Linked DNA regions of Homo sapiens: region 1 is linked to region 2. The links are chromatin loops, found by intact Hi-C in ENCODE. Cell type or tissue: CD14-positive monocyte. All regions are shown on one strand. Each heading gives the region's core, and the rest is flanking DNA. Links, peaks and the distances in the headings are about the cores only.

Region 1 (5,917 bases), core at 1,298-3,797, 660 kb before region 2:
CATTTTGGACTTCTGGCCTCCAAACTGTAGGATAATAAATTTATTTTGTTTTATTTATTTATTTATTGAGGAGACAGAGTCTTGCTCTGTTGCCCAGGCTGGAGTGCAGTGGCGTGATCTCAGCTCACTGCAACCTCTGACGCCTCCCAGGTTCAAGCAATTCTCGTCCCTCAGCCTCCCAAGCAGCTGGGACTACAGGCGCTTGCCACCATGCCCAGCTCATGTTTTTGTATTTTTAGTAAAGACAGGGTTTTGCCATGTTGCCCAGGCTGGTCTCGAACTCCTGAGATCAGGCAATCTGCCCACCTCAGCCTCCCAAAGTGCTATGATTACAGGCATGAGCCACTGTGCCTGGCCATATTTCTTTTGTTTTAAACCACCACGTTTGTGATAATTTGTTAGAGAAGCAACAGTACACTAAAATAGTGATTATCATGTCCCTGAGGAAGTGATGCTGGCAAAAATCTACATATTAAGGAAACTCTCAGGGATATTTTGTCACATTGAAAGCAGAGAGAATAAAATAATGGAAACTCAGCCAAACTCAGAAAGGTGTATGACAATTCACAAGGTTTAAGATAGATACTCCCCATAAGTTACACAACAGGAAGAAGGCAAACACTGTTCAAACTGCTCCTGGTAAGTTTCTTACAAAGAAATAAAACCCTTTAATTCTCAATGTCGCTGAAGTTTTTAATAAATTACAGTATACTGTTTTACTATTTTTTCATTTCCCTATGCATTTATAACTATACATTTATAAGAGAAAGTCTAAAGTTTTAACAAAGCATTCTTTCAACGAAGATTTTTAAAAGTCACAGAACAATCCAAATTTTCCCCATTGATTATTAAAATAGCTTTGCCCGGTTTCAACTTGCACGGTCATTTTTACGGTCCTGCATCACCTTGCAAAGCAAGGACTATCTGTGTGTGTTTGTATATACTCTTTCCTAAAACGAGGCTGCAATGTGGTCACTTTGGTATGACCTTCAAGCTCAAATGACAAGTCACTGTCCCTGGTTGTCCAGACCTCCCTACATTCTGGGCCTCCTGCCTCTCCAGCACAACATCCATTGCTTTGTTCTCAGGAGCCTTTGCTGCAATCAAACCGCACAGCTCACTACCTCCTGAACATGTTGCTTTCTGTTTCAATGCCTTTGGAAAATTTTTCCAGACTTAAATCCCCAAATATCATCAATGCCTTCCTTATTAGCACAGATACTCCCTTATCTAAATCTTATGCAGCCTTCAAATTACAGTTGTTTCTACTTTCCTCCATCAGCCTGAGTGAACCATTTTAGCCTGAAGGGCTTTTCCCCCACTCTGCACCCTCGTTCCCACACACTACTATGAGCAGCCAGGGTTTGTACAGTTTTGCTATCCCAACCACAATAAAGATTCCTGAAGGGAGGCCACATGCCTTACCCTTCGCTACATCCACCATAAAGCCTAGCACCGTCCCTTGCACAGATGAAACGTCCAGATCATTAACAGCCAAGATCACAGAAAAGCCTCACTGATGGGGACATTCTCAGATTCTGTGAGATGCACCTTCATCTTATTCATAAGAAATTCCCTGGGGGCGAATTTACCAGTTACAGTTGACACTGTGGTTATTGTACTTGTCTAAGCATATAAAAATAGCCCAACTATTTCCTCTCTGGTAAGGTCTTGTGAGCATCTAAACTAGAACCATTAGTAAAGTGGTTGCATACTTTCTTCATGACCAAAATGCAAACAAGGCTCCACGGAATCTAAAATCTAACCGAGTTCCTCATTGCCTCGTAATTCAAAAGTAGAGGAGAGCACCATGACTATAAGCCTAACCAACCTAAATCCTTTCTCGAGCCATTTCAGCCTCAATTTTCCTCACCTGTAAAATGGAGATGAGAACCTACCTCAAAAGTGTTACGAGAAGAAAATGAAATAAAAGAATAAATATAGGGGCTGGGCACAGTGGCTCATGCCTATAATCCCAGCACTTTGAGAGGCCAAGTCGGGCAGATCGCTTGAGGTCAGGAGTTTGAGACTAGCCTGGCCAACATCGTGAAGCCCCGTCACTACTAAAAATACAAAAATTAGCCGGGCGTGGTGGGGTGCGGGGGAGCCTGTAATCCCAGCTATTCAGGAGGCTGAGGCAGGAGAATCGCTTGAACCCAGGAGGTGGAGGTTGCAGTGAGCCGAGATTGTGCCATTGCACTCCAGCCTGGGCAACAAAGCGAGATTCCGTATCAAAAAAAAAAAAAATGAATGAATATAGAGAATATTGCTCCTACCACCAGCACCATCACAACACCCCGGGCTTCCCCCATTAAAGGCAAGCTCCTTTGTGACTCTGACAGGACTGCAGATGGAGCAGGGGTGATGTAAGTGCAACGGGCAGCTTGATCCATGTTTCCTTCAACTTGGGTTTCCACCTGTCCTTGTGCAATGGGCCCCGTCAGTCCTTCCTCTTCCTTGCCAGCTTCTGAGCAACTCAACATGACTCAAAAAAGTCACCCATCTGAGCTACAAGATTTCACCATAAATTCTTGGTCTCAAGTCTCAAGGTGACACTCTCCACTGACCAGCATTTCCACTGATTTTCTCTAGTATATCTGCTCTACAACTTCTTACCTCACACTATCTCTTCCTCTCTCCTCAAACCTCCCTAATTCACACTCCCAACTTGAATACCAAACTCCCAACACATGCACCAAATGAATAAATGAACGGTTTGCTTTGGTATTCTCAATCATTCTCTAAATATGAGTAGGCATCCACGCTGTACCATGCATTATTCTAGGTCCTGAGGCACAGCAATAAACTGTGGACAAAGTCCCTAGCCTTGTGGTTTGGAGTGTAGACAGGACAGAAAAACAACAACAAACAAAACAAGGTAGATATACATTATGTCAGATGGAAATAAATCCTATGAGAAATGAACTAGGGAAAATAAAACCTGTGGCTTTGTTATTCACCACATATTTCCCGTCTCTTCCCAAACACATGGTAGGACTGCTCCCCACCCCCACTCCCAAATGAAGTGAGGCATGGCAGTGTGACTTGCTCTGGCCAAGTAAATGAAAGCTATGTCACTTCCAGGAGGACCCTTTAAGAGCCAGGGAATCATTCTTGTTCTTTTCACCTGCCAACGTGCAAGATGGTGGTTACTCTATCAGCCAGCTCCCGGGGCTGACGACAGTGTGGAGTGGACCCCTCCTAGGTAACTTGCAGTGGAGATGGAACACCAGTGAGATGCAAGCCTTGTCTCGGGTTCCTGATATTTCAGAGTTGTTTGCTACTGCAGCATAACCGGGGAAGGAGGGGTGCCGTCTTTTTTTGTTGTTTTTTTTTTTTTGAGATGGAGTTTCGCTCTTGTTGTCCGGGCTGGAGTGCAATGGCACAATCTCGGCTCATTGCAACCTCTGCCTCCTGGGTTCAAGCGATTCTCCTGTCTCAGCCTCCCGAGTAGCTGGGATTACAGGCATGCACCACCACAACTGGCTAATTTTGTATTTTTATTAGAGACTGAGTTTCTCCATGTTGGTCAGGCTGGTCTTGAACTCCTGGCCTCAGGTGATCCACCCTCCTTGGCCTCCCAAAGTGCTGGGATTACAGGCATGAGCCACCGCGCCCAGCCAAGGGGTGCCGGTCTTATCCAACCTGGTTAGGGAAAACCTTCTTGTAATGTGGATTTGAGCAGAGACCTGAAGATGTAGGCCTTGCAGATATCTGAGGGAAGGGTGATTCTGGAGGAAAAAAAAGCAAGTACACATGCTTTGAGATGAAAACATGCTCAACATGATTAAGAGATGATAAGGCTGCCAACTGGCAAAAGCAGAATGAGCACAAGGCAGACAGGGAGGGAGCTAACGTCAAACAAGTGGTGATGAGGGGAATGGTCCAGAGCCCTACAGGCCATTATGAGGACTTTAACCTTTCCTCTGGATGTGACAGGGTGCTTTGGGGAGGTCTAAGTAGAGGAATAACATGATTGGACATGTTTTTGAATGATCACTTTGGTTGCTAAATTGAGAAGAAATTACAGTAAGGCAATGGTGGAAGATAGTAAACCAGTTAGAAGGCTGTTAGGGAATCCAGGGAAGAAAGGAGGATGTTCAAACCAGCAGGGTGGAGGTGTAGATGAAGAGGGAGGTTGAAACTGGGATATGTTGTGAAGGTACTGCAGGCAGGATATGCTGACTAACCGGGTGCATGGGCAGATGGAGAAGTCAAGAATAAAATTAAGTTTTGTTCTGGACAACTGGAAGAACTGTTGGCAGTTACTGAGATGGCCCTGACTAAGTTTACTGACATGTTGTCTTTCCTACCTACAAGATCTGGGCCCATCTTGCAATATGCTCCCCCAAGCCTTCACCTGCCAGGTCTCTCTCTCCTCTCTACCAGTGCCACTCAAAATAACCAGTCTGCAAAGTGCTACCAGCTCACAGTGGGGTCAGAGTTTGTGCCAAATGTGAATCAACATACTGCCTCCTTCAGGGATGAAGTCCTGCTATGAAAACATATCAACTAAACATGTGCTGTGCTCAAATGTTACCTTATCCTTTGTCCTGCTTTTTTCATAGCACTTAACAGTGGATTTAATAGTGATCCATCAACTCTATGATTCAAACTGATACACCATTATTTTTAGTGCCACTAAAAAATAAACGCTGCCAAATATAATTCTAAGACGTCATCAATTACAAGGCACGTTCCAATTTTAGAATCATTAAAACGTGGGACCTAATGCATTTTAGAATCAAGGAAATATGTTTATTGGTCTATTGTCCATCCGCCCATCTTCAGTCTCCACTAGAACACAAGCTTACTTAGGGCATCAGCTTTGTCTGGTACATTCCTTGTTGCAGCATCCCTCATGCCTCCAATAGGACCTGACACATAAAGGCAGTCAAGAGTGTTTGTTAAACAAAAGGGGAGTGATGTGAAGGAGGTGCTCACATACTGGCGGGAGGAACCCAAGTGTCCACTGGCAGATGAATGCATAAACGGGTAAACAAAATGTGGCATACACATATAATGGAATTTAATTCAGCCTTAAAAAGGAAGGAAACTGGCACATGGAACAACATGCATGAACCTTGAGGACATTATGCTATGTGAAATAAGCCGGTCACAAAAAGATAAATATTATATGATTCCACTTATTTGCAGTACCTAGAGTAGTAAAATTCACAGAGGCAGAAAGTAGAAAAGTGGTTGCCAGAGGCAGGGTACAGTGGGCGGAGGAAGGGGGAAATGGGAAGTTGTTTAATGGATACAGAGTTTCATTTCTGCAAGATGAGAAGAGTTATAGACATCGGTTGCACAATATGAACGTACTTAATACTACTGGACTATACACAAAAATAGTTAAGATTGTACATTTTATATTATGTACATTTTACCACAATTAAAAATTAAAACTAAATATAAGCAAATATTTACTGAACTAATAACTGACCCTATTTACACAGCCATTTTAATTCTGTCCAGGACCAAACAAACCCCTAAAAATACAGATCTGATAATTACCATTAAGTATTCCTCTCAAAATGAGCAAAAATCACATCTCAGAAACCTATGTGGAAAGCAATAATACACAAATATCCAAACAGTTGCACATCACAGGATAAGTATATAGTATCATTATAGACAACAAGATTCGCTCATCAACTCAAGATTTGTACTTTTACTACGTAAAAATTTTAACTCAAAAACCTTTAAATAGTTATTATTAAACTCTAGGGAATAACAATGCACATTTAAGTGTTTAGAGAAAATGTGACTATAATCTACTTTGAAATGCATTTTTAAAAATCATATGGTACTGATCAAATAAATAAAGGGATTGATATTTGCTAAAGCCAACATAGTAAAATGTTAATTGTGTAGAATCTAGGTGGTGGGTATATGGGTGTTCAGTGTACCCCTC
Region 2 (5,917 bases), core at 1,197-3,696:
CAGAGTTCAGAGCCTCAGTCCATCCTGTCCTCAAGAGGTCGGCTGCCTGCTTTGGGGCATGTGCTCTAAGAAGGTTGCAGTGACTGAGGACACAGTGAGCAAAGGCACATGGTTGGAAAGCGGTGACACAGCTTCTGGTGGGCTAGATCTAGATCGGTCCTGGAGCTGAAGAGGCAGTGGGGTGCCTGTGGGCCTGGGGGAGGCCTTGCATCTGTAGACAGCCGGAAGTATGGCACATTTTTGAGCAGATGATCTCCTGTTCTTTGGGGCTCCTGCTTTCTCAGGTGTGGGGAGTGCTGGGTGCCCCTTTAGAAGGCATTGCAGCACTTCAGGGAAGAGGAAGCCCAGGGATGCGAGTGGGGAGCCCAGGTGTCAGTAGGACAGCCTAAGTGGATTTTTTTAGCATTCACTCAGCTTCGTGGCTTGAACTCTCAGTGAACATTTTATAGTATCTCATTACTCCTCTTGCTTTATGATCCTTTTTGCTGATCAGTGCTAAAGAGTAATAAGTACTCAGTTACTGTTAGTTACTGTTTTGTTAGTTAGTTGCCTATGTAAGTGTCAAAAAAACAAAAAACCTATTTTGAATACTCCGTGTTCCAAAATGTAACAATGGTAAGAATTTGTTTTGCTTGAAAGTGTTCTTTTTTGAGGGGGAGGATGGTCACAAGGTTTTTTTAAATTAGAAAAACCCAAACTTTTGGAGGAGTCCAGTCTCAGATCTGGGAGTATTCTTGATAGCATGTCACATAAAAGCAAGTGACCTTCAAGTAGGAATTGGTCAGATGAGATTTTCTAGCTTGCTAACTGTGCTGAGCAGTTATGGGCAGGTGGCGGCTGGCATCATTGCTTTCCCACCCTCTTTCTGACTTTGATGCTCTTCTTGGAGCTACGGTCTGATGCGTAGAGCTGAGCTGCCTAATGTGGTGCAGGTTGAGTTTCATTTTCAGTTCAGTATTTTTCCAGGACCCTGGTGCAAGATGCAGGGTGAGCAGTTACTGAAGGGAGGAGCCTGTCGATGGTCACTGCTACTTTCTGCTGTGCTTGTGCGGTTACACACACTCTAAAGCCGCAGTCCAGGCGTCCGATGGTCTCCTGAGAAACGGGCCCCTTAGCTCTTTATTTGGGCGATTACTCCCGATGATTCAGAGCTGCCCTTGTGGAAGCTCCTTACCTGCAGGAAGTGGACCACACCCAAGCCACCTTTCTGTGCCTTTTAATGCCTTAGCTCAGCTGATTATCATTAATGGAATCTTGTGGGTGGTGTGAGTGCAGGAAATAGAAGTTGCACTCTATTATCCATGTCTCATCGCGTAGAATCAGCCACTGTCGTCGGAGTAGTTTGTAGCAGTCATTTCCCATAATTCATGTTTTTGCAGTGGAAATTATAAAAAATATAAGTGCCAAATGCTTTGGGAAAAATAACCTGCCTCCTGAGGGTGACTATGGAGTTTCTTAATCCTAAATGGCTCCCTGGTTTGCAAGGTTTAAATTAGGGGAAATAAACTGAGATATGCCTTTGCTTGGTACAAACTGTGAAACATCCCAAATTGGTGGTTACCAGTCACTTTATGCGCACCCAGGGAACAACATTGTTGACTCTAGAGACCTTCCATTGTGTTTCTTGAGGGTTCTTCGTCAGCAAAAGAAACCTTTTCTGTTCTGCGCTCTGTTGGTATCTGAATACATTGTGGGAACATTTCAAGTTTTAAATTAATGCTTACCAAGTACGTAGCTGGGGTTTATCTTCCTATTATTTTAAGTCTCTTCCTGTTTTTTAAGAGAATTTTAGGCCGTAAGGTTTGAAAGAACTGTTACAGGTCCACATCCTTTGTTTTATTTGTAATTACTTAGGATTTTGTTTAGTTTCTATTTAGAAATGTCTAATGGGTAGTTTTGTAAGGTTGGTTGGGAAAGATAGCAGCTGCTTCCACCTCCCGCCATTTCTTATTCCCCGAGGGCAGCCCCTTTGATCTCTCCTGGTTGATTTTTGTTTTTGTTACTCCTTAGTTTATGAGGAACATTAAAAAATTGACCGGGGGCGGTGGCTCACGCCTGTAATCCCAGCACGTTGGGAGGCTGAGGCAGGTGGATCACTTGAAGTCAGGAGTTCAAGACCAGCCTGGCCAACATGGTGAAACTCTGTCTCTACTAAAAATACAAAAAAAACAGCTGGGCGTGGTGGTGGGCGCATGTATTCCCAGCTACTTGGGAGGCTGAGGCAGGAGAATTCTTTGAACCTGGGAGGCGGAGGTTGCAGTGAGCTGAGATGGTGCCACTGCACTCCAGCCTAGGTGACAGAGTGAAACTCCATCTCAAAAAAAAAAAAAAAAATTTCTGCCTGTGTTTTTTTTTTTTTCCTGGTTTCAGGCATTGTCTATAGACTTTGGACCCTGCGGATGAGGATTTACTTCTCTTCCGCTTGCCTCTTTTCCTCACATGGGCTCCCCGCTCTCCCCCAGCAGAGAGATGTTGTAATGTCAGTGAGGTCAGAATGCGGTGTGTACATTAATGGACTGCAGACGGATCTGCAGCCCAGCCATTATTACTCAACCATAGTTACTGATCAGATTTCTTTTCTTTTGGTAATGCTTCTCATTCATCCCAGCACTCTGTAGTTGTTGCAACCTTGTCTTAGGAAGTTCGGGTGGCACCTGTGCCTTTCGTCACCTGCGTATCTTCTATGCTTCTTGTGCCACCCCCATCCTCTGGTCTTCCTTTGCTCTCATCCTCTGGGTTCCTTCTGCTGCTCTCTTGTGTTGAATATCTGTTTTGTTTTTTTTTGTTTTTTTTTTTTTGTCTCTGCTGTCATTTTCTTTCTTGGTTTATGCCATGATGTTGGTTGGGCATATAGTGCGCCATTTTCTGTGAATAGGCAGCGTGGGAGACAGGCTTTTCAAAAATTTTTTTTCTTCTCCCTCAGTTGATATTTTAGCATGGTGTAAAATTGCAGGGTGGACATTCATTTCCTCCAGAATTTTAAAGGTGTTTCTCCACTGTGTTTTAGCTTCCAGTGTTGCTGTTGAAGATGGAGGCCCTGCCAGCACCGGCTTCTGTGTGTGCAGGCTGTGCTGTTCTTCCTGGACCTAATGGGATCTGAACTTTTTCCTTGAGTTCTGAAGTTTCACAATGATGTGGCTTGGAGTGGGGCTGTTTTCGTTTCTCGTGACAGATACTTGGTTAGGCCTTTTCTGTGAAGCGACTCAGATCTTTTCATTGACTTTTTTCTTTGATTCCCCTCCCCCCTTCCATTTTCTGTGTTCTTTCTTTCTGAAACTTTATTACTTGGATGGTGAACCTTCTGCATCGGCCCTCAAATATTCTTTTATCTTTTTTGTTTTTCGAGATGGAGTCTCGCTCTGTCACCCAGGCTGGAGTGCAATGGCGTGATCTTCATTCACTGCAACATCTGCCCCCCCAGGTTCCAGTGATTCTCCTGCCTCAGCCTCCCGAGTAGCTGGGATTACAGGCGCCCACCACCATGCCTGGCTAATTTTTGTATTTTTTAGTAGAGATGAGGTTTCACCATGTGGAGCAGGCAGGTCTCGAACTCCTGACCTCAGGTGATCCACATGCCTCGGCCTCCCAAAGTGGTGGGATTACAGGTGTGAGCCACCATCCCCGGCCTTCATTCCCCATTTTTAAGTATGCTGCCTCTGCTTCCGGCTGTGTCTGCTGCAGCCTGGTCCATATATCCTCAATTTTTCCTTCCTTTGCAGATAATATATTTTCATCATTTCCTTGACTTTGGGAGCCTGGCTGTGAGATGTGGGGCAAGCTGTCTGGCTGTCTACCCACTTCTGTGGCTGACTTTGAGGCTCTGCCTGGTTCACTCATTCCCCCGGCAGAGGGACTGGTGCCGTCAGTTCCTGAGAGCCGGGGGTCCAGCACTGTGAGTTAAGTTAGTTCTCTGCTGGCCCGGCGCGATGGCTCATGCCTGTAATCTCAGCACTTTGGGAGGCCGAAGCGGGTGGATCATTTGAGGTCAGGATTTCGAGACCAGCCTGACCAACATGGTGAAACCCCTTCTCTACCAAAAACACAAAAATTAGCCAGGCGTGATGATACACGCCTGTAATCCCAGCTACTTGGCAGGCTGAGGCAGAATTGCTTGAACCCAGGAGACGGAAGTTGCAGGGAGCCGAGATCGCGCCATTGCACTCCAGCCTGGGCGACAGAGCGAGACTGTGCCTCCAAAAAAAAAAAAAGTTCTCTGTTTTCTGCACCTCCGGTTTAGCGTTGTCTTCCTCTACTCCCCACCCCCCCCCTTTTTTTTTTTAAACCACTACCTACTTTCCAGCTTCTGAGATTTCATTGCAGTTGTCTTCTCTCTGTTTCAGGTATGTGGTGGTTTTTAGATTTATGATTTTAGTGGGATTTCAGGATTGACCCAATTAGATGCTGCTGTCTGTGTGACCCCTCTACCTCCAAGTTGCTATTCTTCAGTTTATAGGTGAATAAAGACAGGGCCAGGCAGGTGAGGAAATTCCAAGAGCTAGGACTGACTGCTGGGCCAGGGCGGCGGGCAAGAACTCGGAGCCTCCGTTCTCTTCATCATGAGATTGTGCCTCTTATTTTCTCCCTGTAAATAAACAGCAGTATACATGTCTGCTTATTTTTCCATCTCTCTACTGGTCGGTGGCCTCCACCTCCCCAACTTGAACTGAGAACCTGCTCTTCTTGCTTCTCTCATTTTTTTGGTCCCAAGATCCTGTGGACACAGAACGATGTCCGGGAGCCTCATAGGATCTCTCTGGAGAAACGCTTGCTTAAGTTTATGATGCTTTGGGGTTCCAACCCCCTGGTCCAGAATTGAGTATGTGCTTCTTGGCAGGGCGGAGGTGGCATCAGTCTGGTCGTATGTTCCGTGGTGGTCGGTGCAGGACTGGGGCACACGTGTGCCACAGATGCCGAATAGCCCGTCAGAGGGCCTGGGTGTTATGTGGCTGTCCCAGTGGCCATGTGTTAGCAGATTGCATGTTGCAGAGTCAGTGGTGTCTGCGCGCTGGGGGCACTGCACAGCGCTGGCCATAAATCCATAGCATGTTAATGGATGGAGGACTTGAAGGGTGCGTATCTAAACAGCGAAAGCTCTTCTTTGGGGTATGGCCTTCAAGTGATTTCTTGCTTAAGGACAGAGTACTTTCTTGGGTAGAATTTTACAGCAACGAACCATTGAGTAGAAATGAAAAACAGTCTGGAACTTGGGACTGAGCCTTAGCCCGCAGTTATTTTAGGTATAGTTTCGTCGAACTTTGGAAGCGTGTTCAATGTGGTGACTTCAAAGTTATTAAACTGCCACTTGAACTCCAGATGAAGAAAGGTATTGCTTGAGGAGCGTTCCTGTGGTATGTGTGATGGATGCAGTTTCCTGGTACCAAATATTTCTTGAGAGGTAATTCACACAGAAAAAGCTGGTAGCACAAAGCCTCACTTCTTCAGCAGTTCTGCAGCAGAGCTTTCTTCTCCCACCTGCTTCCCTGTTGCTTGCTGTGGGTAGGTGGAAGGACTGAGCCTGTGGCATGGCTGGATTTATGTCAGTCTAGAAAATAAACATCTTTGGAATTTGTTGCCCTTCATGGGAAGCCTTGTCGGAAGGGGACTGCTTTGATTGAGTTTTCTTCAGTGAGGGCCAGGCCTCTTGGTGAACCCTCAGGGTCTCTGCTGAGGGAATGGCTGTCAGACTAATTTTACAGATGAGAAAACCGAGGCTTATGAAACCTGCCCAAGGCCTCGGCTAGAAAACAGCATCACTGGGGCGGAAGCCCTGACTGGGAGGCCAGCATGTGTGTTCTTTTCCTTCCTCCCGACTGCCTGCTCCCTGGCGTGTCAGATTCCCTGCACCACATCCCCAACACAGCTCTGCCCTCCTGACCGTCACATTGTCCCTCCAGCCTCCATGAAACAGCTGAGTTCA

What was found. A loop is a pair of places that touch in the nucleus more often than their neighbours do. Peaks named below come from ENCODE experiments on the same cell type or tissue, not always from the same donor. Only the 100,000 strongest peaks of a DNase experiment are listed, where the experiment ranks them.
Region 1: it touches region 2 in a loop (5-fold over the local background); 2 of 110 quality-filtered maps call a loop at or near these places.

Annotation. Positions count from the first base shown.
Region 1 is chr13:99,224,622-99,230,538 of GRCh38, reverse strand. The region is part of intron 1 of UBAC2 (UBA domain containing 2); the gene reads right to left. Among named protein-coding and RNA genes, the nearest start is that of UBAC2, 27 kb to the right of the region's middle. RefSeq lists an enhancer at 2,481-2,550. In CD14-positive monocyte, for the core only: no CTCF peak of the experiment used is centred there; DNase peaks (open chromatin) are centred at 1,608 and 2,418; H3K4me3 peaks cover 1,791 bases; H3K27ac peaks cover 2,500 bases.
Region 2 is chr13:98,566,295-98,572,211 of GRCh38, reverse strand. All of the region lies in intron 1 of STK24 (serine/threonine kinase 24), which reads left to right. Among named protein-coding and RNA genes, the nearest start is that of STK24, 7.9 kb to the left of the region's middle. RefSeq lists a silencer at 1-77 and enhancers at 929-978, 606-1,805, 3,830-4,331. In CD14-positive monocyte, for the core only: no CTCF peak of the experiment used is centred there; a DNase peak (open chromatin) is centred at 2,481; H3K4me3 peaks cover 1,811 bases; H3K27ac peaks cover 2,220 bases.